Linked DNA regions of Homo sapiens: region 1 is linked to region 2. The links are chromatin loops, found by intact Hi-C in ENCODE. Cell type or tissue: adrenal gland. All regions are shown on one strand. Each heading gives the region's core, and the rest is flanking DNA. Links, peaks and the distances in the headings are about the cores only.

What was found. Hi-C counts contacts between places; a loop is a spot of excess contacts. Peaks named below come from ENCODE experiments on the same cell type or tissue, not always from the same donor. Only the 100,000 strongest peaks of a DNase experiment are listed, where the experiment ranks them.
Region 1: a loop joins it to region 2, with 5 times the contacts of the local background. A loop is called at or near these places in 92 of 110 quality-filtered maps.

What each region holds. Positions count from the first base shown.
Region 1 is chr3:120,562,191-120,572,460 of GRCh38, forward strand. No RefSeq gene overlaps it. Among named protein-coding and RNA genes, the nearest start is that of NDUFB4, 29 kb to the right of the region's middle. RefSeq lists a silencer at 2,453-2,656 and a cis regulatory region at 9,928-10,148. In adrenal gland, for the core only: a CTCF peak has its summit at 5,705 (motif pointing left); DNase peaks (open chromatin) are centred at 4,659, 5,401, 6,041 and 7,231; H3K4me3 peaks cover 730 bases; H3K27ac peaks cover 2,517 bases.
Region 2 is chr3:120,796,950-120,807,219 of GRCh38, forward strand. It overlaps the pseudogene NAP1L1P3. Among named protein-coding and RNA genes, the nearest start is that of LINC02049, 34 kb to the right of the region's middle. In adrenal gland, for the core only: no CTCF peak of the experiment used is centred there; no DNase peak of the experiment used is centred there.

The DNA.
Region 1 (10,270 bases), core at 783-8,782, 240 kb before region 2:
TGAAAACTTCATGCTAATTGAAAGATGCCAGTCACTGAAGAGCCATATTGTATTACTCTAATTACATGAAATGTCTAGAATAGGCAAATTCATAAAAAGCAAATAAAAAATAAAATAGGCAAATAAAAAACCAGATTAGTGATTGATTGGGGCTGGGGAAGGGAGAGATGGGACTGACTACCAATGAGCATGTTATTTCTTTTGGGGATGATGAAAATGTTCTGAAATTCGATAGTGGTGATGGTTGCACATCTCTGTGACCATAATGAAAGCCACTGAATTCTACACTTTTAAAAGGTAAATTTTAAGTATGTGAATTATATCTCAATAAAACTGTTATTAAGAAAAGATTTGGGGCTGGGCACAGTGGACCATGCCTGTCATCCCAGCTTTGGGAGATCGAGGTGGGAGGATCACTTGAGCCCAGGAGTTCCAGAACATAGTGAGACCCCATCTCTATTGAAAAAAAAAGGCCGGGTGGGGTGGCTCACTCCTGTAATCCCAGCACTTTGGGAGGCCGAGGCGGGTGGATCACGAGGTCAGGAGATAGAGACCATCCTGGCTAACATGGTGAAACCCCGTCTCTACTAAAAAATACAAAAAATTAGCCGGGCGTGGTGGCGGGCGCCTGTAATCCCAGCTACTCGGGAGGCTGAGGCAGGAGAATGGCGTGAACCCAGGAGGCAGAGCTTGCAGTGAGCCGAGATCGTGCCACTGCACTCCAGCCTGGGTGACAGAGCAAGACTCTGTCTCAAAAAACAAAAAAAAAAAAAAAAAAAAAAAGATTTGGACCAAAACAGGCATTAACAGACACTACAGAAGGAAACTCAGAGCAGGAAACAAGGTGAATATAAAGAGAACATTTGACTTCTGGGACAGCCAGCCCTACCCCCTCCCAAAAAAACACTTTGGATGAGAACAGAGTAGGTTTAGTTCAGGTTAAAGACAGAGGCAGCCAAATTCAGTGTAGGAAGCAAAGAGAATTATCTACAAAGCTGTACTGACCTTGCATCTTCTCCAGCTGACCCACCTGTAAAGAGTTTACACCTCTCTGATCATGCTGGCCTTGGTAATATGGGTGCTGGTTCACTCAAGGCAAGAAGACCACATTTGAGCTGATGTCATGGTGACAGAAGGTGCACAGGGAAATAAGGGAGAATCACACTCTTCAAACCACAGTAACAAGAAAGGCTTCCCAAGCTCTCAGGAGGTGGCAAGGAAGGTGATAATAGTTAAGTCACCAGCTCAGCTACCAGGGAACTTCACGGTTACACTTGAGTTCCAAGTATATTACCAGTGACACCCAAGAGGCCAGAAGAAGCCTGTGCTCTGTTCCTTCTGTAGTAGCCACCACAGCACCTTGCGTAGGTTGGGCCTATGAGAGCCCTTAGTAAATACTTGGAAAAGGTGGAGAAATTAAGAAATAGATGAGCACACAACTCCAAAGGGCAGGGGAAGTACCCTGAATGACCGAAGCCAGGGCCAGGTGTAGCCTTGGTCAGTGCATTGGAGAGGAACTACCCTTGAATGAGAAAGATAGGAGATGCCTGCTCTTTATCAGAGCCATCCACTCATCCATCACTGGACCTGCCTGGCTGAGTTTAAGCAGGGCCATGTCTCAGGCACACTTGCACACACCCGTCTGCTATGGCATGCTTGGTATGCCTCATTTCTCGCCTTCCTCCAATTCCTGGGCAGAAACATCCTAGAAGATGCACCAGAAGATGCACTTGTCACTATGTCCTTGTCACTATGAAGATACTCTGCCTAAGAGTAGGCCTTTTAAAATTTGTGTTTACTGATTTAAAAACCAAACAAAACAAACCTCTCTGTTCTGTAACTGCTCTTGGTGATCAGGGAGAGCAATGATACTAGGGTGTGATCACATGTTTTCCAGTCCTGTGTTTTTCTCCAAGTCTGGTCCTCTGGGTGAACGTTACGCATTTTAGGGAGCCAGGGAATAGCTCTAACTATGTCTTACAAAATTACCTTAATTATAGATTCGGCCAAGAGATGGGAACTCAGTAACAACTGGCTAAATACCAATTGTTTTAAATAAATAATATGAGTTCAGCAGTGAAAATAATTGGATTTGGGAGTTGGGCAGATCTGGGCTTAAAACCTGGTTACTTCCTTCAGTTATGCCTTTAGTAAGTGTGTATTGATCACCTACAATGTACGAGGCACTCTTTTAGGCATTGACAATAAAAGCACAAATGGGAGAGACAGTCTGTATCTTCAGAGAGCTTACAGTCCCACAGCTACACTAAATACCTGTTATCTTTAAAAGGTTACTAAACCTGCTGGGTGCTGTGGCTCACACCTGTAATCCCAGGACTTTGGGAGGCTAAAGTGAGAGCGGATCACCTAAGGTCAGGAGTTTGAGACCAGCCTGGCCAACGTGGTGAAACCCCGTCTCTACTAAAAATACAAAAATTAGCCGGGCATGGTGGTGAGCACCTGTAATCCCAGCTACTCAGGAGGCTGAGGCTGTAGAACGCTTGAGCCCAGGAGGCGGGGGTTGCAGTGAGCCAAGATCGTGCCACTGCACTCCAGTTTGGGTGACAGAGTGAGACTCCGTCTCAAAAAAGAAAAAAAAGAAAGGTTACTAAACCTTTCTGTGTTTACATCTGTAAAATGAAAACAAAAACAAAAACAAATTTGAAGGTTGTTGTAAGGATTAAATTGAATACCATAAACAAAATGCTTTGAATATTGCATTCAAATAGTATTGCTTCCCTTCTCCTTATATATACCCCCTTGGTATCGTTTTATCATTTGTTACAACGTACTACTACCTTTAATTGAACATTCCTAGCTTAAAGGGAGACCAAATGTGTCAGGGGTTTGAAATGGAAACCCCAAAGCAACTCCATTAGGGAACAGTATGTGTTGTAGTTGAGAACACGGGGGTTGACATCAGAGAGACCCCAATTAGAAACCAACCCTGTTACTTGCTGATTTGGGGCAAGTTATTAACCTCTCTGAGCCTCAGTTTCGTCCTCTGTGAAGGCTAATAACCCTATTCTCCCAGAGTTGTTGGGAGGTTTAGTGAGATGCTATAGGTAAAACACTTAGCTCATTGTCTGGTACATAATAGGTGCTTGGCAAAGATTGTTACTCTTATTTGTTTGTCTTACTTTTAGAGTATCAACTTTTAGGGCTGGCACTGGTCTTGAATAGCATTATGGCCGATTCCTCATTTTACAGATGAGGAAACTGAGTTTCAAAGCAGGTTGGCCAAATCATAAGAACTGGAATCTCTGATTCCTGCCCCAGTTTTCTTTGTCTCTACTTCATGTTCAGGGGTGGAGTTGACTAGAATATTTGTTTTAAGGAACATTAAGCTCACACATGTAGGATGTGGTAGGAAGCCTTCTTCCTTTCCCAATCCTCAGTTTCTTCTTGTACGGTGATGGAGTTGTCTAAATGATTCTACTCAAGGTTCTGAGACACAATGTCTTTCTGAAGAGTAGCTAGGAAACACAGGTAACCATGGACAACTTCATCTGCCCTTGCTAATTTCAAGCTCTTGATCTTCCAAAGATTAGGTGCAAACAGATGGAAGATTCTCACCCATGCCTTCCCCTACAAGGCAACCATGGCTGACCTTCCAGGTGGCTGCTCTTTCAATGGAAGTGATTTTCAAACTGCAGATCATAACTTATTAGTGAGTCTTGAAATAAATTTAGTGAGTCAGTATTTCAAAAATGGAAATAGAAGTGATTTTAAAATATCAAAGTACGCCACAAGTTATAATAATAAGTATTACTTTGTGAAATCTTTGTTATATATGTCATATTTGTGTGTGTGAATTTATGTACTGTGATGTCACAATTTTAAAAATATTTTTTACCATGGGCTGTAGTCCAAAAAGATTGAAAACTACTGCTTTAAGACATAATTTGTGTTGCCTGCAATTAAAAAAAAATTCTCACTTTTAAATTGCACATTATTCATTACTCAACAAATGTTTATTGAGTGCCTACCAAATGCCAGGCACTGTTCTAGGCACTAGGAATACAGCAGTGAACAAAAGAAACAAAAATTCCTGCACTCATGGAGCTTACCTTCTGGTGGGGAAAACACAAGCAATACATAGGTAAGGTACAAAATGTAGGAAACACAGGAGAAAGGCAAGAAGGAAGGATGAGAGGAATGAAGAAAGAAGGAAGGAAGGAGGGAGGGAGGGAGGAAGAAAAAAAGAAAGAAAGAAAGAGAAAGAAAAAGAAAGAAAGAGAGAGAGAGAAAGAAAGAAAGAGAAAGAAAGAAGGGAAGAAAGGAAGAAAGAAGGGAAGAAAGGAAGAAAGCAAAGGACATTCATAAACATTTAACCCAGTAAAAACACTGTTGGCATTTTGGTGTATGTCCTTACAGACTTTTCATCATATGCACATGCCATTTATCTTGCCATTTAGAGGACTTCCAGGTAATAGTCCTCACATAAATGTGCAGGATGCTGCTGACCAAAGTCCTGTCCTCTGAAGCATGAAAGGAGAGGCTCTGCTTTCCTCTCTGCCTGCTTCCCTCCTCCCGCTCCTTTCTCTTCTGTATTAATTGCACTACTAGGCCCTTGGCCTTGGACACAGAGACTTCTGCTGCATGTTAATTAGGCACAGCACCAGCTGACCCTGCTCACTGGGAAGTTCTATGTCAGAGTTCTGTTGCATACTGACCTTTAATAGCCTTAATGATTTAATCATTTTATAGATTGAAAACACTGAGGTCCAGAGACGTTGTGACTTGTCTGAGTTCTCACAAACGATAAACGGAGGCAAGAGTCTGAAATGCTTCGTGCTCCAGCGCCTGAGAGCTCTGGTTTGGCCCCTTCATCTGCCGTGCATTTCACCTTCCTTTCTTATTGTGCCAATATAGTAAAAATAATTTTTTTTCTAACACTAAGCTATTATTTTAAGTTTCTGTTTTCTAACAGGTACAAACTGGTTAGACTCGTCCTGGCTTAAGTGACCGTTAATTTAGTAAATCTCCTTGGATTTTGTGACTGTTACGCTAAAAGCCTTAAAAATAAATGTAGTAAGAAGCTGCCCTTGGGTCCAGCAGAGAAGAAGATAAAATTGGATCCTTTTCAAAGCCAGTGTTTACACTCAGATGCCTCTGGCTTTCTCATTTACTTTAATAAGCTATTTCACGAGGTAACTTTATCTTTACAGATACTTTTTTTTTTCTGAAGGAGAGATGGTTTTTAGCAGAGAGCAAGGAACTTAAAATCAAGAGGTTTGCGCTCTAGTCCCAATTCTGCTCAGTAACCCTAGACCAGTCACCTGCCCTCTGTGAGCCTAAGACTGGATGAGGGGTTTCTAAGCTGTGGTCAGTGGGGCCTCAGGATTTCCATGACGTATTTCTGGGCTACTGCTGGAGACCTACAGTGAAGGCTCAGAGGCTGCCGTCCCAGAACCACACTGCCCCCTTGTCTCCCTCCCTCCCCTACTCAGAGCAGCTCTCCTTTTATTTGTTTTAAAGGGGAGAGTCTGCATAAGATTTTATTTAAAAGAAAAGTTCTGCTGTTGTTAGTATATAAAAATCACCAGAACAGTTAGATGATCTGAAAGATCTTTTCCAGCTCTAACATTCTGGGGTGTCTGAGTTTAAAGATCGGCTCTTGCTTTACTTTTTTAGCTACCTCTTTGCTCCACGGACATGCAAACCAATCATCTCTAAATTATAAATATTCTCTCTGCTGCCCCCAGCTGACTGCTAGCTATGTATTATGCTGGCTGTAAAGATCCTGGAAATGAGCTTGTCTGCTACTCCTGCCCTAATAGTGTTGTGACCAGCAGGGAAGAACATTTGTAGCAGTACTTATTTGCTGATCAGGGATTTTATTTTTTTTTTAAGCTTGCATTTGCTTTAACCGCTTAGGAAAAACAGTTCCAGAACTATCCCCAGCCCTGACCAGCACAGCAGCATCCTCATTCGTATGCTGCTGCTTTGTCTGGCAAAAGGCATTCTACCATGCCATTCCTAACCGCTCCCCACTGTGGTAAGCAGCTATTCGGATTGGATCCCACATCCTCTCTTGGATATTTTGTTTTTCAGGCTGTCTGTCTTACTGCATGCTCCCAAAGTTTCCTCTGAAAGCTAGTGATCTTTGGCTGCCACTGCAGTCCGGCCAGGCCTGAGCCAGGCTGTGCCTGCCCAGCCCTACCTAGAGCACCACAGACCTTTCTGGTGCTGATTTATTTCACACGCACTGTGCCTGCTTTGCCCAGAGTAGAGCAAGACCAATTTTTCCTTTACAAATACATGATTTAAACTTTCATCAAAAATTAACTGGTGCTAAAAGCAGACAAAGACAAATCAGCATTTTCTACTCACTACATGTCAGTAAGGTTCAAGAATTTGCTGCTAGATGTGTAAATCAGGATATAGGATGGGAGAAGCAAACACTGATCACACTCTGAGTGTTCCTTACCTCCCTTCATCCTTATAATAACCCTCCTAGGTAGATATTCTCATCTCCATTTGTTAGAGGAAGAAACAGGCTGGGGGAGGTAGAATAACTTGTGTAGACACACAGTTAGGAAGTGGCAGATGCAGGAATTGAACTTGTTCTATCTGGCACCAAATGCCTTGTTCTTTCCACGACACCATGCTGCCTTCTTGATGAGCATGCTGACTCATTTGGGAAGTTATGTAAGCTTGCAAATCACATTGAGATTCCCAGATAATGTGACTGCATAAAGAAGAACAAGGTGCTGCCACGAGTGGCTTTGGTGCAGTGACAGAAACACAGGGGAGAGGCTCTGCACTGTCGAGAAGGGGTCAGCAAAGCTGTTGAGAGGAGATGGGCTGCACCAGTGGGCCCCAAACCACAGGCAATCATTTATCTCTTCCCTTCCCAACCTGTTCTGCAAATAAACAGATTTTAATTATAAATATATGAATAAAGCTATCTATCCATTTAATTCACGTTACTGAAAATCCAGTCCAAGCTTTGACCACCTGCAGAAGGTATGCCAAAGGTGCCCAGGGTCAGATGGCTTGGCACCACTCCAGTCACCTGCATCAGGTGAAATAAGCAAGGTAGGTCTTTAGCATCATCCACATATGCTTTTATTGACTAGAGGAGTGTCATAATCAGATTTGCACCTCGGGAAGTTATCCCAGGCCTCTGTCGGGAAAGGGAGAAGGGAGGCAATGCAGCGGTGCTGTCAGTGCCCCGCCCACGTCCAATTAGTATGCACCCCACACCCCCAAGGCCTGTGACCCTCTGTGCTCTGGCTTGGCAGCATGCATAGCCCATACACAGTGCAGGAGTGCAGGCCAGATGTGCTGGGGGGTTGATGTCCCTGAGATCAGCCCTCAAACAATGAGGAACAGGAGAGTTGATGGGTAAACACCCCAGCTTCCTTGCCTGTTGGTTGGGATAACTCTTAAGTCGTATTCTACTCTGTGTCTCAGAGTTTCTCAGTGAGGTGGAGCTCCAGTGGAGTTTCTCAGTGGCATGGAGCTCGGCAGTGCTTAGTAACACATCCTTTATTGGCTTCTTTCACTTCCCTGTCCTGCTCCCTGAATCAGCTCCCAGGGATTCCTGAGATCACCTCTCAAATGAACTATTTATAGTAGAATCCATGTTTCAGGTTTCGTTTCCAGAGGAAGCCAGATAAAGACCATTCAGAAGCCGGTGTGGTGGCTCATTCCTGTAATCCCAGCACTTTAGAAGGCTGAGGTGGGTGGATCACTTGAGGCCACGAGTTGAAAACCAGCCCGGCCAACATGATAAAAGCCTCATTTAAAAAAGAAAAAAAAACACCATTCAGTACTTTGTGCCGAGATGGATAATGTGCACTAGACAAAGGGAACAGAAGTAGGAATGGAGAAGAGGGGGTTGCTATGAGAAATATTCACTCTGAGATTTAGAACTTCAAAATAAGAAACTCCTACATTTAATAGCAGTAATTAAAAAAAAACTAACCCCTAATTTTAAAAATAGGCTAAGGACTGGAATAGACATTTCTCCAAAGAAGACATACAAATAGCCAGCAGGTATAAGAAAATGTTCAACATCACCAATCATCAGAAAAACGCAAATCAAAACCGTAATGAGATACCACCTCACACCTGCTAGGATGGTTGTTATATATATAAAGATAACAAGTGGTGGTGAGGATGTGGAGGAAATTGGAACCCTCATATGCTGTTGGTAGGAATGCAAAATGGTGCAGCCACTATGGAAAACAGTGTGAAGTTCCTAAGAAAATTAAAAATAGAACTACCATATGATCCAGCAATCCCACTTCTGGATATTTATCCAAAAGAATTGAAATTAGGATCCCAAAATGATATTAGTATACCCATGTTCACTGCAGCACTATTCACAATAGCCAAGATGTGAAAACAACTTAAATGTCCATCAACAGATTAATGGATAAAAAGAAAATGTGGTACATACATACAACGGAATATTATTCAGCCTTAAAAAGGAAATTTGGCAATGTGTAACAATACAGATGAACCTTAAGGACATTACACTAAGTGAAATAAGCCAGTCACTGAAAGGCAAATATTGCATGACTCCACTTATATGAAATATCTAAGATGAAGTATCTATGATTCAAATTAATAGAATCATAGAATGGTGGTAGCCAGGGCTGGGAAGAAGAGGAAATGGGGAATCACTAACAATGAGCATTGTGTCTCAGTCAAGCAAAATAAATAAGCTCTGGGGAGCTGTTGTACAACCTTGTACCTATAGTCAACAATAATGTATTGTACACTTAATATTTTGTTAAGAAGGTAGATCTCGTGTTAAATGTTATCACGATTTTAAAAAACTGGTTAAATGGAGGGGTAAGAGAGAAAGGAGGGAGAGAAAAGACTCTACAAGAATTCTGAGTCTCTGGCTTAAGCTCCTGGGTGGATACTGATGCCTTACACTGAACTAGAGAATACATTTCAGGGGTAAGAAAGTAAATCCAATTTTGGATATGTAGGAGAAAGTGACATCTGGCTCTGTGATGTCATTTGCAAAAATGAAAGTGCCCCCTTTGCCAAAAGCATCTTCCCAAACCTCTTACCATAGGGCTTGAAATTCTCTATTACTCACTTATTTGGCTTGCTTTTTCCAGAACACTATTTTTAAAATGCTCCTGAGATTATTGATACTTTTGTTACGTGTGATAATAGCATTGTGGTTATGTAGAAAAAAACCTCCTTAACTGTTAGAAATACATGCCAAAGTATTTAATGGATAATATAAAACACTGTGAGGGACTGCTTTCAAATAATCCAGCAAAAAGAAAAATGAAGGGTATATCTAGGGGGATGGATAAAACAACATGGAAAAATATTTAAAATGATAAAAGCTGGAGAATGAATACAGTGGGTCCATTATACCATTTCCTCTACTTTTGTGTGTGGGAAGTTTCCATAACAAAAAAAAAAAGAAGTTACCCTGGTATTTTTAAGATGCTCTTGGCAGGATATCTTATCCAATTGTCTTTAACACCTGTGAAAGAACAACCACAAAAGTGTGTTTTGAAACTTTGGTTGGATTTCATATATTTAGAATATTTAGAAGAAAAGGAGGCTGGTTCTTTCAAAAAATAGACTTGTGAGGAGCTGGATTTTAAAAGAGAGAAGAAACCAAGATTCAGATGTAGAATTTCATATGTTTTTGCCAACCATGTGATTCCTTCCACCATTTTCCAGAGCATAAGAAGGCATCTCATGACCCTCCATCATGCCTTACCACGATGGTCCCACATCAGGGCCTTTGTGTGCATGCTGTCATTTTATCTCCAAAACGCTCTCTAGGCACCCATTTCAAAGATGAAGGAACTCAGGCTGGAGAGGTCAGGTTTTCTGCCTATAGACCATAGAGTAATCAATTCCAGGGGCATTGGGAGAAGGGCCCAGGTTTGACGTTCCATGTATCTGACTCCAAAGTCTGGTATATTCCACAGCCTTCAGTCTAGTTTGCTGTGGTTGACCTTAGGTCACCTTGCCATTCCAAGAAGTGGTCATTCACAAACTGGCTTCAGCAGAATTGACTTTCTGGGAATCAGCCTGCTTCTGCTGAGGACAAGCTTAAACCAACAAAAATCAACAGCATGCCTCCTTGGGCAGGGACAATAGGGTGATAGAGTTCATAGACTAAGTGAGAACTGTCAGGAAAGCATTGTGTCCGTTTCCTCCAAAGCCTTGAGGCATTGGCAGGGTTTGACAGGAAGGGTGGAGGTGGGCACAACACCTAGAAGAGCAACTGGGTGAAAAGCAAAGATAAATGGAACTGTAAAAAAGCATATAA
Region 2 (10,270 bases), core at 1,458-9,457:
GCCTAGTGAGCCTGGTTTCTCAGCACATTAACACTTCATCAAACCTCTGTCAGATCAGATTCTCAATAGGATATCTTAAATACATGCTATTAAAATACCTAAATAGAAGTTCCATCTGTTTGAATAGACTGAGCCTGATGAATCAGCCAGAGAGGTGGGAGGCTGATCCAGCCAGACATGAACCTATCGGGTGGGGAACAGGCAGCTAGCTCTCCCTCCTTTTGCTACCCCGCTAGTGCTCACATTAGAATGTACAGATTTATGAAGTGAAAACATGATCAACCAGTTAGCAAAACGCAAAGACTGGAGCAAGCCGTAGGGCATTGTTTGTAGGCTCGCTAACAGATGTCCGGCTGGAACCCCTCTTCCCAGCTGTAGATCACACTGAAGCCCTTGTTAGAGTAGGAGAAAGAGGAGCCCTGGGACCTGCCCTTTTCACAAATCCTGGGCCACTGGAGTCTACATTTTGTTTTCATGCCATTGTAAAAAAAAATTTAAAAAGACACAAAAAAACAGGACTTATTTTGGAAACTGTCACCAGTGAAGTCACCAAGGACTTAAAGACATAAAATATAAAGATGGAAAAATGTCGAGGAAGCTGCATCCCTTCATATTTGCCCAGCAAAATTTTGCACGAACATCCATCCTTAATGAGAGTCATCAAGCCCAAATTTCCAAATGGTCTTGGCTGCCAGAATTCTAGTTACAATCAGCTTCTCCCCATTCCCATTTTCCCTTAAATACCCTGGTTGTGGGTTGCATTTTTCGATGCTGTGATTAAAGAAGGAAAATGATTTCAGGGTCACTCTTCACACCAAAATACATGTTTCAAAATGTTCTTTTCTAAACTTTGCTCCGATTGGTAGCACTTAGTACACAAGGCCTTGCACACAATAGGTGCTCAGTAAATAATTTGTTCAATTAAACTGAATCAGACTTCATTCTTCTAAACTAAGAAAAAAATTGAGTGTGCTTTCTTATTAGCACCACTGGCCTGATTTCTCTTCTACCGTGCTGTCTGTCAACTTGCCTTTCCATGTCTGTAGCCTTAACCCAGCCCCTAACACAAAGACATGCAAACACAGTCCCACACTATCCCATTCAAGTGTTTCTATTGCTCCTTTATGGGTCTGCTTATGGTATTTACTTTGTTAAATGAGAGAGGAAGTGAAAAGAATAATGTCTAAGAGTCAAAAGACCTGGATTCTCCTCCCACTTTTGTCATTACTTTGGATCTTAGGTAAGTGACTATGCGCTCAGATTCCTCATCTCTGAAGTAATAATAATAATATATATGCCTGACCTACCTCCCAGGATTGTTGTGAATATCAAATGAGCTAATATATGTGAAAACCCTTTGAGAACAGAAAAGGCTTTTTAAAGAACTGTTCTTATAAGAACCTCACCCAGTTCATGTACCCAGTAAAGCATCAAGAAGGTCTTCCATACCGTGTTTCCCTGGGAAATGGGTTCCTTCTCACCTCCTTTCTCCAGGAAATGCTAACTGGCTGACCTCCTGGGACACATTTACTCTGATGAATACACTGAGGTCTAGGGTTGGGCCCTCAGCTTTACAGCATCAGAAACTGGATCTTGACAGAGCCTCTGAGTTGATCAGACTAAGAGATGCTGACTCATACTAATCCACAAGAGACTGATATATAACCAGAATGCCAGTTTATTAATTTACAGTGGGAAACATTTGGCCTGATCTGTCCCTTTTCTCCCTACAGGCCAGTTGCATGGGAAGAGAGATCATCTGAAAGTTGCTCAATGAACAAGGAACTTTGACAAAGAGAGTTATATTATTCAAATGTTTGATAACATAGGGCTCTGCTCAACTGGAGCCTCTGTCTCCTCAACAGGAATCTGCTCCAGATGATCTAGATGTTTCAGGCACTGTGGCGGAAGCCCCCATTCCTGAACAATGCACACAAGAGCCAGTGTACCATGTGTGCCCTTTTCCCCACATTCCCTCTGTTGACCAACACATTGCTCTTTATATATATTAATCCTTTTGAGACTTCTTGCAGTGCACCTGTGGTTCCCAAAGCCAGTCTGCTGACCAGGAAGAAGCCGGTTGCCACAAAAGCACCTGGGATACATGTAAAGAAATAACGGGCTTGTATAGCTCTACTGGAAATTCTAATAATTAGGTCTGTGGAGGAGTCTAGGAATCTGAATGTTTACAGGCATCCCAAGTGACTCTGATCATCAGCCAGGTTGGGGAACCACTGATATAAAAGTCTTATTGGCTAATAATCTATTCTACCACTTTAAGACGACTTTGCATATTCTGATCAGATCCATTACAGACTGATTGTATAGATTAACTCTCAGAACAAAATATTATTTCCTAGTTCTCAAAGGCCAATCGCTGTTGTATCCTTGAGCTTGCTTCCTTCATTCTTTCTTTCCTTCCCTCTTTCCTTCTTTTCCTTCCTCCCCCCACCCCTCTCCCTTACATAAATATTTATAAATACATAATGCATAAGGAAGCTTACCAAGAGGAGGCTGTAGCAGTTGACACTCCAAGAGCCAAAACCAAAAGCTGCTGTTAGGTGATAATAGACTTGGAGGATTAGGATATATAAGCCTGGTGCACAGACCGCTCTAAGGCCAGCCAGTAATACCAAGGCCTGACATTGAACAATCTTGAGATAATTTCTCTGTGGTAAGCAACCCTGGGCCTTGGCATACTTCCTGAGCTGATGTCCTGTAGGAAACAACATTATGCTCCCAAGTGACCTTGAGGGAAACTCCAAGAACCATGTTTCCGTCCCGCTCATGACAAAGCAGACAGCCGTCTTTCCTCTCAAATATGGCTCCCATGTCGCTAGCACCTGGCAGTGCCTTGCTTCCAGCAGAGCACCAAAATCAGGACAGCAAAGTGAGAGTCAAATCTAAGGAGGGGTGCCAATGTGTGATGGGCATCTCTTTATACCAGGTTCTGTGTTCCCATACTATATATCCTATGCACCACAAAAATCACTGAAACAGGTTTCGGTATCTCCATTTTCTAGATGAAGAAATTGAGGCTCAAAGGGACTAAGTAACTTGCTAAATAAAGGTCATGCCAGCAGTTAAGTGGTGGAATTGGGATTTGAATCCAAGCTCACTCCGTTCCAAATTCTATGTTCTTTCCATAATCCCATGCTGCTGAGTAAACAGGGAGGTTGGAAGTGGGAGTTTTGAACATAAGCTTCATTTGCTATTCATACTAATTTATAGATAATTTTTATAATTTCTCTATACAGAATGACATATATAAATACATTTTTTTTCAAATATTCCATAACAACTATCACATTCCTACATATAAAATATACTAGCATCTAAATCTGCATTTGGTTAATCCTGATTCTTTTCTCAGGGGGAAAAAGGCGGCTATAATTAGGGATAGGATTGGGAGTCAGGATATCTAGTTTATAGTCCTGGCTCTGCCTTTCACTCACTGTGTACATTAGGAAATTCCTTTTTTCTTCCTGAGCCTCATTTTCATCATCTGTCAAAGGAAGGGTTGGATTAGATCTTTTACATGCTAGGATTCTAAAAATCTAGTAACACTGTTACCATGTTTCTTAATTGTTTTAGATCAAAGCACAGAAATTGAACAGTAGAAAAAGAAATCTGAACACATATATTAGAAGGCTATTTAATAATAACTAATTTTATTGAGCACTGTTTGTATGCCAGGGACTGTACTAACTAGTTTGTATTACTTATTTTGATTACTTCTTATCACATCAACTCTATTCTTATTTATCCATCTCTTAGGAATAGAGAGGTAAGTAATTTGCCCAAGATCACATGGCTGGTAAGAGGAGAAGCCAATGCTGAAATCCAAGCACAAGCCTAGGGCCAGCTCCTAAATATAGTCCTAGCTTCCACTCTTGCTTTACAGCTCCCACTCTGATGACTGTGTAGGACATTTATGAAAGTTGCATTTGGATTATCTGATCTTGGGACATGAGGAAAAAAGGACAGCACATATCAGCCCATGTAAGGGAATTTCCTAGAGACTATTGTTATGATTATCTCCCTTGGGAAAGGGAGCTGTAAAAGTTATATAGAATATGTTCAGGTTCAGAGAGTCAACTGCATCAGAGAAAACATTATACTGGTCAACAGGCCCTGGACATAAAATTACTTCTATTCCTTAATATTATTAGTAAGCTTTGTTTTCCTAACACCAAGGTCATAAAAGTTAGGCCCCAGTTTCTCTGCCTGGGTTTAAGTAGGAGGAAATAAATCAAGAAGGAGAAGAACTTTTCTTGCTCTTACTGATCCTGTGGAGGTAAAGGCAAGTGGGAGGAAGGAATGGTTGCTGGCAGGTAGATCAAGAACTATCAAAGGCTGAGTCCTGTACAGATGGGGATGCTGTATTTGATATCCACCCTATTCAAATGATGCCTTGATAGCCACCTATTGCTTCTGATCTCCCTGGACAGGGAAGTTGGGTGGCAAGGCTGAGCCATGGTCTAGGATGAACTATAAAAACATTACGAACCATTTCTATCCCCAAAGGATAATACCTGGACAAAACTACAAGAATGTCCACTCTTGGGACCAGGGATGGAATAGAGATAGAGCTACCAGCAATGTCACTACTTCTTTCTGTTTTCTTCCTTGCTCACTACCCACATTAAGTAGGACTCTTTTTCTTTTTTGTGTGCTTTGTATTGCATGTCATGCAGGTGGGTTGGAGAGAAGTGAAAAAGGCTGTCTATAAATTGCTGTAGCTAATTTAGAAGTCATTTTGCATCGTGTACCCAAGCCTACACTTTCAATAATGTCAGAAAAGTTTGCTTTACTTTTGCAATGCATCGATAGGTTAAAAGGCATTTTTATTAAACCTACAGGTGACACAAAGCTGGAAAGTATACCTATAGCTACAGAGCTAAATCAGAATTCAAAATTGTCTAGACAGTCTGGAGTTTCTTGTCTAACTCAATAAGATGGAATATATCAGAAATAATTGCAGAATTCTATATTTAGGGTAAAAAGCAAACCATCATATAAGTTCAGGATGGAGATGATTACCCAAAGAGCATTTGTTCATATGAAAGGACTGGGGACTTTAATTATCCACAAGTTGAATATTTTCCAACATTATGATGTGTGTGCTGGAAAAAAACAACCCAGTCTTTGACTGCATGAAGGGAAGTGAAGGAGAGATTATAGGAAGCCCTGGTCCTAGTGCAGTGGGCTGTGGTCAGACCACACTGAAGTACTGGGTTCTCTGGTAGGTACCACAATTCTTGAGGGATTTTGACCAACTTGAAGAAAAGTAATGGGTTGGTAAGGGTCAGGAAGTCAGGAATAGTTGACATAAATGATCACATTTAGCCTAGAGAAGAAAAAAAAGTCAACCAAAGGAATACCATATCCTTGTCTGCAAATATTTAAAAGGCTCTTGTGTGACAGGCAGAATAAATTTGTTCTGCCCTGTCAAGATGTAGAGATAAAGAGCAGAAGTTAAAGAAGGCAGATTTCAGTACAACATAAGTAAGAGCTTTTCAATACCTGAGCCGTTGTCCTAAAGAGAGAGCTCCTAGCAACTAGAGGTACTACAGCTATGGCTACCTTGAAGGAGAGAGGTGAAGTGCGAAGAAGACGCCACTGTCTGTTTTGCCAGGACTGGATTCATTGCTCTTATTTCACTGATATTTCATATATATTCTTGGGCCTCAACTTGGAAGCCATCAATTTTGGCTGAAGAACCAGGCCTGAGGATTCATAGCCCATGACTTTCTGAGCAGGGACTACCACTTCGGAATGCCTGAGCTTATAATACAGCCCCTTCCTTAGGAATTATCTGAACAGTGAAACTCACTCTCTTGTACTTATCCATTTGCTTAATAACAGAAGGGCTCACTTTGCTTCTTGAGCATATATTAGGCACTTATTTTTTTTTAATTTTTATTTATTTTTTTGAGACAGAGTTTCACTCACTCTGTCACCCAGGCTGGAGTGCAGTGAGTGATGTGATTTCTGCTCACTGCAACCTTTGTCTACCAGGTTCAAGCAATTCTCCTGCCTCAGCCTCCTGAGTAGCTGGGATTACAGGCATACACCACTACACCGGCTAATTTTTGTATTTTTAGAAGAGGTGGGGTTTCACCCTGTTAGCCAGGCTGATCTCAAACTCCTGACCCCAAGTGACTCGCCCACCTTGGCCTCCCAAAGTGCTGAGATTACAGGCATGAGCCACCATGACTGGCCATGTATTGTTTCTGCTATAGAAATATTTTATTACTCCATAGACTGTACTTTTATTTCTTTGAATTTCATTTGTTAATATTTAGACACTTTTTTCTGCTTTTAAACACGATGAGCAGACCTTTGATAATATAATAATTTTAATAATAATTAGAATTGTTACATGAAAAGAAATGAAAGTTTCTGCTCTGAGGCTTGGCTGTGCTGTTAACAATAGTGCCAGGAAGCCAGGCGCGGTAGCTATGCCTGTAAACCCAGCACTTTGGGAGGCCAAGGCAGGCAGATTATGAGGTCAGGAGTTCAAGATCAGCCTGGCCAGCATGGTGAAACCCTGTCTCTGCTAAAATTACAAAAAAAAAAAAAAAAATTATCCGGGCATGGTGGCGTGTGCCTGTACTCCCAGCTACTTGGGAGACTGAAACAGGAAAATCGCTTGAACCCAGGAGGCGGAGGTTGCGTTGAGCTGAGATCACGCCACTGCACTCCAGCCTGGTGACAGAGCGAGACTCCATCTCAAAAAAACAAAAAACAAAAAACAAACAAACAATAATGCCAGGAGACATCACCCTGCAAGGTACATCTATTCAGCCCCTAAGAGAGTCACTATCATGCCCCAACCCATCTTTATCCTACTAGGAAAGGCAGGTAGTCTCATTCTTAAAATCCATCATCCAGGAGCTTAGGAGAAATAAAATCTGAATTTCTTTTCAGGAGATGTAAGAGATTGGAAAAACTTGTCCTTTTGTTTTTCACACACTACTCAACACAACACTTCTGACACTGGATGGGTGAATTATTTTCCCCATACACCAAATAATTTTCCACTGGACATGGGCGGGGGGGTCCTAAAATTCAGTTCTGACACATCTACCTAGAGTTAGAGTCAGATCTCACAGGTTGAGGGCTCAGCCTCTCAAGACTCCCTCTCACTTTAGATGCCAACTGCAAGTCCCAGGTTGCAGCCTGTACTCCTGACTGACTGGCTATAAATTAGGGTTCCCATAACCCCCCTCCTCAGGTTTTATTAATTTGTTAAAGTGGCTCACAAAATTCACGGAAACATATTTACCCATTTATTGTAAAGGGTTTTATAAAGGATACAGAAGAACAGTCAGATGGAGAGATACCTAGGGCAAGGCATGTGGGAAGAGGTGCAGGGCTTGGCAGACCACCCTCCAGGCACCTTTACGTAGTCAGCTCTCCAGTGGCTCCCTGAACCCACTTCCCTTGGGTTTTTATGGAGGCTTCATTACGTAGGCATGATTGATGGTATCACTGGCCATTGGTGATTAACTCAACTGTTAGCCCCTCTCCCCTCCTGGGAGGTTGAATGGTGGAACTAAATGTTCCAACCCTCTAATTACAGGATTGGTTCCCCTGGCAAACCAATAGAGATGGGGTTTTGCCATGCTGCCCAGTCTGGTCTCAAACTCCTGAGCTCAAGCGATCCTCCCGTCCCAGCTTCCCAAAGTGCTGGGATTATAGGCATGAGCCACTGTGCTCGGCCATCTTCTCATTTTTATAACAGTCCAATTCCCTAAGATAAACCCATGGTTAAGTTTCTAGTTTCAATATCTTACAACCAAATAAATGTAGTAGTTAAGAGTTCTGACTTTAATGTCAGATAGACCAGGGTTGATATACAGAGTACCCACTGAGAAGTTACTTACTTTCTTTAGCTTCCTTATATGTAAATTCACATACTTCTAAAGAGGATTAAGTGAGATAAAATACGTAATGTGCTTAGCACAGTGCCAGGCCCAGAGTCAGTGCTCAGGAAATGTTAGAGCTCATTAATATGTATTATAATCAAATAAAATATGAGAAGACTGAAAATAGAAAGAAGAAAAAAAATCACCCATAGTTCCACCACCTGAACTGATTTTTAACTATTTTCATTTTGTCTTTTATCTGTGTGTAAGAGAAAGAAATGTTATATATAATTCTGAGAGGCAGTCCTGGTAGCTAGAATGCCCTTTGTTTGCCAAGTCTTCATAGGTGGTGGGGATAAAATCTGGAGGTGGAAGCTGGGGTGTATGAGTGCAGAACTGCTCTGCATAATGAAGGAAAAGGCAAATGAGATTCCCTAAGGGAGAAATAGTTTAATCTCTAGGTTAGATCTTTTAAGCACTCCCTAAAGACAGAGAAGGAAGCCATTAAATGTTCTGAGTCTAGACTAGATCACCTTTTTGATGTCTTTTATACCAGTTCCGAATTTGCTGAGAGTACTAAGTCCCTGAGAGCTGAGCCTGAGATACTTGTGCCGAGGGCGCTTTATCAATCCTTCTATCTCCTTCAAGTCATTCTTTCCTGACGCATTCCTCCTAGGGCAGCCATGGTGGTCTCTTCCATGTTTCCCTATCTCAGGTCAGGCTCTTTTGAAAGTGGGCGTACACATGAGCCATCTTAAATCACATTAGTCAGTAGTGCTGCGGATGCCTTATTAGTAGGGAATCTGGATCAGGAAGATTGCTTTCCTATGGGCTTGGGTAAAAGCCACTAGAACCCAAGGAGACAATACTTGTCCAAACTGATTTATAACCAAAAGCTAATGTTACTGACTGATAACCCAGGGAAAAAATTTATTTACCACTAAAATCTAAGAGCCAATATTTTAATTTAATAATTTACTTTTCTTTGTTTAATTTACTTTTCTTTGTTTATTTCTATTCACAAGTTGAATATTTTAGATTGGTTTGAAAGTTATCACTTCTCTATGCTGTTCTCTATCAGCCTCTATTTGATAAGCGATTTGAGATTATTAATGCAATTTATGAACCCACAGAAGAAGAATGTGAATGGAAACCAGATGAAGAAGGCAAGATTTCGGAGGAGTTGAAAGAAAAGGCCAAGATTGAAGAAGAGAAGAAGGATGAAGAAAAAGAAGAGCCCATAGGAATTCCTGAATTTTGGTTAACTATTTTTAAGAATGTTGACTTGCTTAGTGATATGCTTCAGGAACATGATGAACCTATTCTGAAGCACTTTAAATTTATTAAAGTGAAGTTCTTGGATGCTGGCCAGCCTATGAGTTTTGTCTTAGAATTTCACTTTGAACCCAGTGAATATTTTACAAATGAAGTGCCAACAAAGACATATAGGATGAGGTCAGAACCAGATGATTCTGGTCCCTTTTCTTTTGATGGACTAGAAATTATGGGTTGTACAGGGTGCCAGATAGATTGGAAAAAAAGGAAAGAATGTCACTTTGAGAAACATTAAGAAGCAGCAGAAACACAAGGGACATGGGACAGTTTGTACTGTGACTAAAAGAGTTTCCAATGACTCTTGCTTTAATTTTTTTGCCCCTCCTGAAGTTCCTGAGAGTGGATATCTGGATGATGCTGCTGAAGCTATCCATGCTGCAAACTTCCAAATCAGTCACTTTTTACCTGAGTGTATAATCCCAAGATCAGTGTTATATTTTACTGGAGAAGCTATTGAAGATGATGATGATGATTATGATGAAGAAGGCAAAGAAGCAGATGAGGAAGGGGAAGAAGAAGATGAGGAAAATGATCCAGACTATGAACCAAAGAAAGATCAAAACGCAGCAGAGTGCAAGCAGCAGTGAAGCAGGATGTATGTGGCCTTGAGGATAACCTGCACTGTAATAGCCTAAACACAACTCTTATTTACTTACAGCCTTATGTTTTCGTTTTTTCTTGGTAGACTATGCAACTTTTTTAAAGGACAGGAAACTGATATTTTAAAGACCAATTTGTCCTCTCTAGCATTTTGACTAGTTTTTCCGCCAGATATTTTGAATGCACAAATTCTGTCACGCATGTTCATTAATTGCTACGTAATTTGGTTCTTCTGGAATATTTTCATGTAGCTCTTGGAGTACAACTGTGAAAATTAACGACTGCTAAGTGAAATACTTTCTTTTCATAATTTTTTCCTTGACGAGCCAAAGTATTTTTTTCAGCTGGTTGTTGAATAGGGTTAAGTCCGCTTGGATTAGTTGTGACCTTCTTTAATATGTTACAGAAATGCAGTGACTTATATTAAGACAATTCATTGTTTTAAAATAAAATTGGCAGGA